2 separate regions of the Homo sapiens genome follow, and region 2 is linked to region 1. A link is a loop called in an ENCODE intact Hi-C map of the cell type or tissue named here. Cell type or tissue: endothelial cell of umbilical vein. All regions are shown on one strand. Links, peaks and the distances in the headings refer to the core of each region. The heading gives the core; the rest is flanking DNA.

Region 1 (5,384 bases), core at 127-5,126:
TAGCTTCTGGTGTTTGCCGGCTATCCTGGGTGATCCTTGACTTGCAGGTGCATCTCTCCAGTCATCATATTGCATTCTCCCTGTGTGTCTGTGTCTTTTCTCCTCATCTTATAAGGACAGCAGTCATATTAGATCATGCCTACCCTAATCCAGTATGACCTAATCTTATCTTGATTACATCTGCAAACACAGTATTTCTAAATAAAGTCACATTCATAGGTATGGGGGATTAGGACTTATGTTAAAAGTATAATAATAATTAACATATCTTTTGGGGGGACACAAGTCAACTCTTACAAACCCTATGCCAGACGGGTTTAGATGTCCCCTTTTCAGTGTTTTCATAGCACCTTTTATTTAAATGTCTCAAAATAAGTGTCATTACTGTATTGGTATTTTCTGCTAAGTTGTTTCAGTCACTAGATTTCCACATCTGTGAAGGAAGAACATTGCAATGTCTTTGAATGCAGAGTACCTAGCAAAACACTCAACACCTAGTAGGCACTCATATGTTTGTCAAATGAAAGACTTTGTAATCATCATTATGATTGTGTGTCTGCTATGTTACTAACATATTTATATAAGGTTATGTAAATATTCTATATAATATTAATGTTTATTAATGCTGTATGTAATTGCTACCATTTATTGAGTATTTACCATGTGCTGGACATTATGCTGAACACTTTGGTTTTGTTTTATTAATCCCATTTAATCCTCACAAGAACATTAAAAGGTAAATATTATTCTCTTCATTTTACAGATATTATAAATGAGGCTTAGAATGATTAGTTAAATTTCCCAAAGTCATACAGCCAGTGCATGACTGCAGACTTGAGGTCTCCACACTTTGATATACTGCCTTCACCCAGGTGTTCTTCTTGGATGACCATGAAGACCAGTATGTCTATCTAGTATTCATGTTCTCCTTCCCCTGGTGAAGACACTGAAGCCCAGAGAGGTTAAAAAGCCAGTCAGCTGGCCAGGTGCAGTGGCTTATGCCTGTAATCCCAGCACTTTGGGAGGCCAAGGCAGGCAGATCACGAGGTCAGGAGATCGAGACCATCCTGGCTAACACGGTGAAACCCCGTCTCTACTAAAAATACAAAAAAAATTAGCCAGGCATGGTGGCGGGCGCCTGTAGTCCCAGCTACTCAGGAGGCTGAGGCAGGAGAATGGCATGAACCCAGGAGGCGGAGCTTGCAGTGAGCTGAGATTGTGCCATTGTACTCCAGCCTGGATGACAGTGCAACACTCATGTCAAAAAAAAAAAGCTGGTCAGCCTTAGGTCATCCAGCTGTGCCAGATCCCTTGACTTTAAGATCACCTTTTTTAAAATGTTCACTTTTCCTCTGCTGTTCACAAAACAGTTTTTTAAGAATGCTTGAAAAAAGAAAACATGGAATGAAAAAGAGCATTACTTTAATAGTTTACAAATTCAATGACATTATAGAACAACAAGACTTGTCAATTGCAATAGGAGACTTCTGAAAAAGTTTCTCCACTGGAAACTTCTGGTAAACAGAATGTCTTCAGGTATCACGTGGCTTCTCTGCAGAGTGATGATAGGTCAGTAATTTTAACCCAGTAATTCTGGAAAAAGAAGCAGCACAATTGCATGTTTGTTAGAGCCCTTCCAGCCTGTCTCTGTGCCCTGCACAAGTCCTGGGACCTGGCCCCACACACTTACTCTGTCCCTGGACTTGAGGGTCCATCTGGCGTCAGGCGGGAGGAAGGGGGCTCTGGAGCCCTGCATTCTAAGACTCAGCATCCAAGCAGGCTTTATGCTGGTCAGGCTGTGACCTGTGCTCCGTATCTGATAACTGAGGGGTCTATCTCCTTCCCCAAACCCCAGGCTTCTATTTTGTTGTCTGAATCCTGTCTTGCTTCTCCTGCCTGAATCCTGGCTTAGGTAACCTGCCAATTGGCCTAGTATTTCTCAACTTATGACTCCATGATGTTCCTGCAAACTTTATTTCCCCTGGGCTGGGTCTGAACCCTGGACCAGGGGGTGCAGGCCCTGTGACCTGTAGACAGAGTCCTCTGGGCAGCTGCCCCACCTGGACCTGTGTTTTATCTGCGCTAATAATCTCTGTGTTCAGCCACTTTGTCAGGACACCCTCAGCCCAGGACTACACCTGTAATGCAGCCATTTAGCCTGATTACTGCCTCTTTCTCTTATTATTTTCTTAAAACGCTATGTTCTTCCTTCCAGACCAGACTTGTTCCTAGTACTGACAACTTCTCTCTGTCCCTCCTCCCTGCCCACACCTAACCTAGTTAGTATGCCCAGCCTTGCCTGGCAAGAGGCCTCAACTGCCTTTCTTTCAAATGAAATCTAGTTCTCATCTCAAATATGAGACTCTTAACTGAGGCATTGACTAGAAAGGGCAGAAAAGGAGCAAGGCATGGCTAGCGGGCAGCAGACAAAGAGAGAAGAAGTGAGGAAGGGCGGCCCAGGCACCGGAGCCCTGGCCTGGCAGGGTGCATCTCTGACTCTGAGTTCCAGGGAGAGCAAAGTTGAAATTCACTAGCTTGAACAGCAGGGTCTCTCTGATCTGATCTAATTCCTGCAGTCTCTCCAGACATTGTGGCCACACTGCCAGATGCACACCATGAAAGAGCCATGAAAAATTGTTTGGAATTCCCCAGGCCTACCAGGCTCTCTCCCAGCAATTCCCTTCCTGGACTCTCTCTGTGTCCTCTGAGCCTCAGCTCATGTGTCCCGACTCTTTTGCTGAGTTTGGTTCCCATCCTTTATCCTCTCCTCAAACTCAAGTGGGGAACTTACTACTGTTACCTCTGTAACTCCAGATCCTGGCAGTCATACGTGCCCAGGAAATGCTGAATGGATCTTTAATTCAAATGAATGAGTGCTTTAATTAATTCAACTGCCATGCCTCTAAAATCCTGAACACAAAGCCCCAACCTGCCTTCTGAAAAATGCTCATCCAATTGATAAAACACTGGCCTGTGAATCAGTAAACAGGATTTTTTTTTGTTTGTTTTCATCTCGTCCAACTGGGAACAGACAACCAAAAAGAAACCTTTGCCGAGCCTTGGCTGTGGCCAGTCTCTGCTTGGAGCCGGCAACACAGAGAGGAGCCAGACAGGGCCACGGTCTGTGATGAATAACCCTTCCTTCCTGTCATTTCAGTACAGTTGTGATAAAGTTCTACTGTATACGTAATTGGATTCTTTCTTGCTGTGATTTAAGCAGTCCTCCTCTTTGCGCTGAGTAGAATTACAACTCATTATCTCTGAAGCTCACAGGGGCAGCTTTTCCTAACAGGGCATGGAACTGATTCTTCGGGTTGCGCTGCCTTCTCCCCTTTGTCTTCCTGTGTTTGTGTCTTCCTCGATTTTCAGTTTGTGCGTTTGCTTTAATGAGCGAGTACATCATATGCTCCTGTGCTGTTAGAGAAAACAATTTCCATCTTTACATATATTGTTAAAAAAGTAATGGGTTCTTTTTTTTTCTTAAAGTCTAATCCTTCCTTACTTTCTCCTCTCAAATACTGAATCTCCAATCCTTTCAGGTCCAACATAATTTACGTGTTAATTCCTTTCTAAGCTCTTTTCAAGCTACTGCACTTGCCATGCAGATTTCATTAAACCTCATAGTCTCCTCATACTGATGTCTCAGAAAAAAGCAAAGCAACTCTTGCTGTATATTAAAATACGTTGTACAAGAGTGGTATCTTCTGTCCCCATTTCTGGACATATATTTATTTACTTAGCCTTCAGAAAGAAAACAGAAGTCTGTTAACAACTAAAGAGAATGCAAGCACTGGGCTTCTCTTCTCATTTGTGGGAAACATCTGCTGATTATAATTCACAGGGCTCTCATTTCAGGGTTTGCAGTCCTGAGTGGTTTCAGCCTTAAATCATCCTGTGTTGGCAAATAATAGCGAGGGCCAGGCCAGGAAAAAAACAGATGAAGCCGATGTACGGAATGAGATTAAATAAAAGCACAAGCATGCCAATATTCCCATTGCCAATATTTCTTTTTCTAATATATTCACCTTGGAGGCCAATATGTTATTTTAATGATGATGATGTTGAAAACCATTCTGTTCTGGAACTTCTTTAGAATTGATCGGCAGGACCCATCTTGATTTTTTTAAGGGTAAAGTACATTTTAAGAAGTAGTGGCATGTATTAGATGAGTAATCATGTTGGGTCATTCTAGATGGAAACTTTGAAATAGTCACATTTAATACATGTTTAAATACTGAGGCAAAGACCTGGGCCCTCATTCTGACTCTGCCATCTGTTTGATTTGGAATGTTAGAAGTTTTACTTAAGTACTTTAAGCCTTACTTTCTTTTCTGTAAAATGGAAATCATACTTGTGAAACTTTCTGATGATTGACAGAATAAACAGAGTCATCTCTGTCACTTATAAAACTTTAAGTCTTTTGTGTGTCAGTTTGTACTGAGCAACATCAGCATGGAATCCTGGAGTCTTGGAATTCTAGCACTCCAAGAGATAATCCAGTCAAACAGTACCATATTACAGATGAAGAAACTGAGAGCCATAATTGTAGAGGAAGTACCTAGAATGTCAGGGTGACTACTTTGAAAGAAAATGCTTATTTGTCATTTATATTTAGGGTTCTTTTCTTTTAAAAAAAAATCCTCCTTTTACTGAAGTCACACTGATACACTATGAAATTAAATGGAGTTTTTAATAAATGGGACAGCAGTCCTCTTGGGGTTATAGATCAGAATCACATTGTTTATTCTGTTCAGCCCAGAGGAGGAGTGGAAATGTCCAAAGTAGCTGGCGGAATCTGTAAACCTTTTCCCAGAAAGGAAACGCTTTTGCTAGACCTTCTGTATTCTCTGGAGCTTCTTAGTAAACAAAGCGTGTGGTTATTCTTACATCTGCTTCTGGGCTCCTCCAGCCTTTCAGCACAGGTAAGCGAAGAGTGAGGCCATGCGGAGGCCTAAGGCACAGGCTGTACAGGAGAACTGTACAAAGGGGTTGTCGGGGGCAGGGGTGGCGGGCAGGAAGGAAGACTGGAAGTGATGTAAGATGAGGAGGGAGAAGAAGATAGGATGGTATGAGACAAGAAGGAAGTTTCATCCTTGCAGAGTAGAGGAGGGCACCATGATCTATCCTGGCCTGTCTATCTGGGAACATTTTCACGCCACCCATGAGACTTTTCTGCCAACAGGGAAACCCTCATGAACGGGATCCCCTTGTGGCTACTCAGTATAGTATTTTCATAGCCCCTGCTGTTAGAAAGGTCTTACTTATTAGTGTCTGTATGCCACCTTTGAAATCACTTGCTTCATTATCACACTAAAAAAAAAAAAAGCTGGAAAACCCATTTGTTTTGCACACTTTCTATTTTCAAGTGTGTGTGTGTGTGTGTG
Region 2 (5,384 bases), core at 114-5,113, 270 kb after region 1:
AACAGGAAGATGAGGGGACAATAGCTAAAGGGGTTTCTTCCTGAGGTGATCAAAATGTTCCAAAATTGAGTGCGATGTTTGCACATGTCTGAGAATATACCAGAACTACTGAACTGTATACCTTAAATGGATGAATTGAATTGTATGGTATGGTATCTCAATATAGCATTAAATAATGTAGAGACAAGGGGATCTGAAGAAAAATATTTGAGTCTGATTCGGTTTATCAGATCATTAGAGAATCACAGAAACCCAGAGTTGGAAGGGTCTGAAGAGGTTCTACCTCTTACCCAATAAATATATTCCTTCTATGACATCCCTAATAAGTTGCTCTCTAGTAGTTTTCAATCAAATTACCTTTGCTGCCTCTATCTGCACATCACTTTTTCCACTGCTGTAGCTTCAGTGCCTAGAAAGTACCCTGTTCTACCAACTTCCAGAAAGCCTCAATAATTACTAGCTGACTGATGTCTTACGTTCCAGCTAGAAGAAAAGTCTTCCTTATAGGGGTCAAATTTTCACTGCTTAGAGTTTCTTCTCAGTGAACATAATTCTGTCCTCATAGAGGCATACAAGAGGGACTTCACATATACATGCCACATTTTAAGTATTTGATATTGCATAGATCCCCTCTAAGTTTCTCAGTATAGCAAATTTTCTTTTTCTCTAACCACTGCTTTGGCCAAAAACCCAGGAGTGATCTTTCCTCATTTTTTCTTACCCCTGATTCATAAGCTTTGTTGGGTGTTCCTTCAAAATATATTTTGAATTAGACCTTTCTTTTTTTGAGATGGAGTTTTGCTCTTGTTGCCCAGGCTAGAGTGCAATGGCTAGATCTTGGCTCACCGCAACCTCTGCCTCCCGGGTTCAAGTGATTCTCCTGCCTCAGCCTCCTGAGTAGCTGGGATTACAGGCATGTGCCACCACGCCCGGCTAATTTTGTATTTTTAATAGAGATGGGGTTTCTCCATGTTGGTCAGGCTGGTCTCGAACTCCCGACCTCAGGTGATCTCCCCGCCTCAGCCTCCCAAAGTGCTGGGATTACAGGAATGAGCCACCGTACCGGGCCTAGACCTTTTTTTTTCCCCTTTACCTCCTCTACTACAACAACCCTCATCCAAAACAGTATCATTCTCTTGGATTACTACAGTTTTCTCTAGTGACTGCCTTGCTTCCACTCTTGACTCCCTATTTGCTTCATAGCTGCCAAAATAGTCTTCCTAATACTGCATAACAGGTAATAGCATTCCCATAATGCCCAACAGTAAAACCTGAAGTTTGTAGTATGGCTTGCAAGCCACTCTATCATTTAGCCTTGGGCTTCCTCTCCAATTGTATTTCCTACCACTCTCCCTTTTGCTTCCTATGCTCCAGCTGATCTGCTTATAATTCCAGAAACAAACCATATGTTCTCGTTTCAGGACCTATGCACTTGGTGTTTCTTCAGCCTGAAATATTCTTTCTTCATTTTGCATGACTTACTGCCTTAGGTCTCTGCTCAAATATTATCTCCTTAGAGAGAATTTCTAAGAAGGCTATAAGTAAATCAGCATCCGCCTCCCCTCCAGCTGCCATTCTCTACCTCATGCTCTGCTTTTTCTTCAAAGCACTTATGATCCATGACATCATGGGCATTTTTTATATCAGCCTTTTCTGCATAACAAACCACCCCAAAACTTAGTGGCGAAAAGCAACAATGTTCTTTTTATTTCTCACTTTTCTGTGGATTGGTAGGGTGGTTATTCTGAGCTGGGTAGTCCAGGATGGCCTCACTAGGGCCTAAGCTGGGATAGCTAGGCCTCTCTCTACTTGGTGTTTCTTCCGTCAGGAGGAGAGCTTAGTCTTCTTCACTTGGTGGACTCAAGGATCTAAGAAGGTAAGAGCTGAAGCTGCAATGCTTCTTGAGGCCTAGGTTCAGAAATCACATGTCATTTTTTGCTATATTCTATTGGTCAAAACAAATGACAAAGGCCAACCTGAATACAAAGGGTGAAAAATCAGACCACCTCTTGATGGGAGGAGCTATGAAGAATCTGTGGCCATTTTTAAACTACCAATTACCTATCTACTATTGTCTCTCACAGTGGAATATAAGATTCCTAACAGCAAGGTCTTTGGTTATCTTCTTCAGTATCTAGTGCATTATCTGGCTTACATTAAGTACTCAGTAAATTTTGTTGAATGAATAATTGCTCATATGACATTGTTTCCAGACACCTCATGATCCTGTTCAATTTCCTCTGAATACTATTTGGTTTGTCAGTATCCATAAAAAATCTGGGATCCAGAAACAGACACAAAATTCTAGATAAGATCTAAATGCCTAGCTCAGTACAGCTGGATAAATATTAATTGAATGAATGCATAACAAATAAATAGAGGATTGCAGTAATATTTGGTCTTTAATAAAGATACTATGTGTCCTTTATGCAGCTTAGGACTGCATAAAATTTTTAGCAGCTTTTATGCTGTTGAATCTTACAGGCCTTGAGATCAAATACATGTCCCATGGCTCTTTTCCATGTGAAACACTGCCAAATCTCTGTCCCACAGTTATACAATTGACTTTTGAGACTTAAAACATTACATTTATTTCCCCCAAAATTTAATCTCTTCTAAATCACCTTCTCTCGATCATTTCCACTGACAAACAAACCTGCTAAAAATTACTCAACAAGCTTTTATAATTAAAAAAAAAAGTAAAAAGCAAAATAAAACAAAAAACAGCATTTTTCCCTTAATGACTCATCCCTCTGTTGCAGACAATATTCCATTTCTCTCCTCCTCTTCCTCACAAAACTTCTCAAAATAGTTGTGTATATAAGCTAACTCAACTTCCGCATCTTTTCATTCCTTAGCCCTGCACCAATTAAAACTGTTTTTTAAGGTCATCAAAGTCTTCCAGTGTGGAAAAAATACTCTGGACCCTCCTCTCTATCCTTATTTTAATGGTTCTCATAGCAGCATTCAGCCCAGTTGATCACTTGGTTCCCTTAAATATATTCCTTTCTTAGCTTCTATGGTATCATTTTCTCCTTACATTTTTTTCCTTCTGTCTCCTTTGATGATTTCCCCTTTTCTAACTTGATCTATAAGTGTTTGGTTCCTTAGACCTGGATCCTCGGGGTTTTTTCCTCCTATTTCTTATCCATACTTTCACTTTCCATGACCTCTTAAGGTTGGTTTCAACACCATCTTATATTGATGATTCTTAAGTCCAGTCTGCTTCTCTGAACTCTAGAGTCATTTATTCAATTCCTATTCTCTATTTCCACTTGGACAATCTACTGACTAATTCATTTAACATCAACACAGTATTTCTTTTCTCCTAAACCTGTTTACAATCACCTGTCCACTCTAGATCATCCCCATTTCAGTAAATAGCTCCACCATCTACCTAATTTTTTGACTCAGAAATCAAGGGGAAATACTAAATTTCCTGTATCAAATCAAGCAGCAGTAACTGTTGCTTCTGTTTCTAAAACATATCTCAAATTCACTTTCTTGTCTCCCTCCTAAGCTAGGTCATCATTATTTCTCACTCATATTACTGTACCAGCCTCCTGGATGACTGGCTAGCCAATTAATTTGTCATACTGTCTCAAAAGTAACTTTCTGTACTTTTGCTTTTGGTTATGATGGAGTAGTGTGTTAGATGCTCACACTAAAAGCAACTAAAAAAAGCCAGTCAAAACTCACTACAAAAATGAAACAACCACTAAAAAACCCCACCTGTTGAATTAGTGTTACAGGGAAACTTCTAAGAAAACTATGGCTTGAGGGTCCAAAGATTCCGGAAGGGGAGGAAATTTAGAGGTAAAATGACATTCTGAAATTGCTTTTTCCCTTAGATTATTTGATGATTCTTGGTGGAACGCAAGAAATTAGAAGTATGGGCAATGGACACAAGAAGGCTGCTGCTGGGGGCAGGCAAGGCTTCTTGCAGTCTCACAAGCTGCTAAGACAAAAATTGTAGACTCAAAGATTTAGAACTCAACTGAAAAAGGCAAGTTTGAAAATAGAGCCTGATACACAGCTGATTTTTCCCTCTAAGTATATACCAAATTCTGAACTTGTACAGGGTAGAAGCAAAGTAGAAAGTTTCTGAAAAAAGCAAGAAGCTTCTGAAAAGCATAGTAAAGTTTTTGGAAGTTTCAAAATGCTAAGGAGACTGCGATTAGAGATCAGAACCTGCCACGCATAGGGACCCCACTGAACACCCCAGAAACCCAGCTGGAACCCTTAGAGCGGTGATTCTCAAACATTAGTGTACATTAGAATCAACTGGAGGGCTTCGTAACACACAAAATGCTGGGCCCCAACCCCAGGTTTTCTGATTAAGTAGGTCTAGGGTGGAACCTAAGAGTCTGCATGTCTAACAATTGCCCAGGGGAAGCTGCTGACAGTGTGGGGACCACATCTTTAGAAATACTGATAAAATGAAATACATCAACATTTGGATGATTTGTAACTCTCAGTGAAGCAGTATTTGACCAATGAATGACGTTACAAAATCACAGATGGGAAAAAAAAATTCAAAGTAAAAGATAGACCAATAGATTTTAATATAATAGACCTTGAAAGTTCATTGGCATGGTTTCAGGTTCCAAAATGCAACTAATCTTTAAGAAGCTACCACTTGTTGAGTTCTGGTTTAATAGCAAGGAAGAATATCTGCAATTATTTGAAAAGATGAATAAAATACTCTTTCCTTTCCCAACTACCTATTTGTGTGAAGTCGTATTTTCTTCATACATTTAAACAAAACAACATATCACAACAGAATGAATGTAGAGGTTGATATTTATATCAGGGTATTTTCTGTTAAGCCAGACATTAAAAGAGATGTGCAAAAATGTAAAACAATGTCACTTTACTCATTAGTCTTCAAAAATTTTATTGTGGAAAAGATATATTTTTATAAAGATTATGTTATCTATACTAATATATAAGAAGTTTAATATTTTAAAATGAATTAATAGGTAAATATATTTAAACTTTCTCAGTTTTAGGCCAGCACAGTGGCTCATGCCTGTAATCCCAGCACTTTGAGAGGCCAAGGTGGCAGGACGGCTTGAGTCCAGGAGTTAGGGACCAGACTGGACAACATAGTGAGAGTCCATTTCTACAAAGATAAAAATAAAAAATTAGCTGGGTATGTTGGCACACACCTATTGTCCCAAGTACTTGAGAGGCTAGGGTAAGAGGACTGCTTGAGTCTGAGAGGCCGAGGCTGAAGTGAGCTGTGATCACACCACTGCACTCTAGCCTGGGCAATGGAACAAGACCCTGTCTCAATGAAAACAAAGAAAAAGAAAAATAAAAAGAAAACAATTTTTCAGTGTTAATTTCTATTATTGTAAATACTCACAGATAGAATCCAT

Evidence for each region. Peaks named below come from ENCODE experiments on the same cell type or tissue, not always from the same donor. Only the 100,000 strongest peaks of a DNase experiment are listed, where the experiment ranks them.
Region 2: it touches region 1 in a loop (2.2-fold over the local background); 2 of 110 quality-filtered maps call a loop at or near these places.

What each region holds. Positions count from the first base shown.
Region 1 is chr13:43,362,172-43,367,555 of GRCh38, reverse strand. All of the region lies in intron 5 of ENOX1 (ecto-NOX disulfide-thiol exchanger 1), which reads left to right. Among named protein-coding and RNA genes, the nearest start is that of ENOX1-AS2, 84 kb to the left of the region's middle. In endothelial cell of umbilical vein, for the core only: no CTCF peak of the experiment used is centred there; DNase peaks (open chromatin) are centred at 3,155 and 3,865; H3K27ac peaks cover 2,988 bases.
Region 2 is chr13:43,093,341-43,098,724 of GRCh38, reverse strand. All of the region lies in intron 5 of DNAJC15 (DnaJ heat shock protein family (Hsp40) member C15), which reads right to left. Among named protein-coding and RNA genes, the nearest start is that of LINC00400, 17 kb to the left of the region's middle. In endothelial cell of umbilical vein, for the core only: no CTCF peak of the experiment used is centred there; DNase peaks (open chromatin) are centred at 2,684 and 2,744; H3K27ac peaks cover 1,712 bases.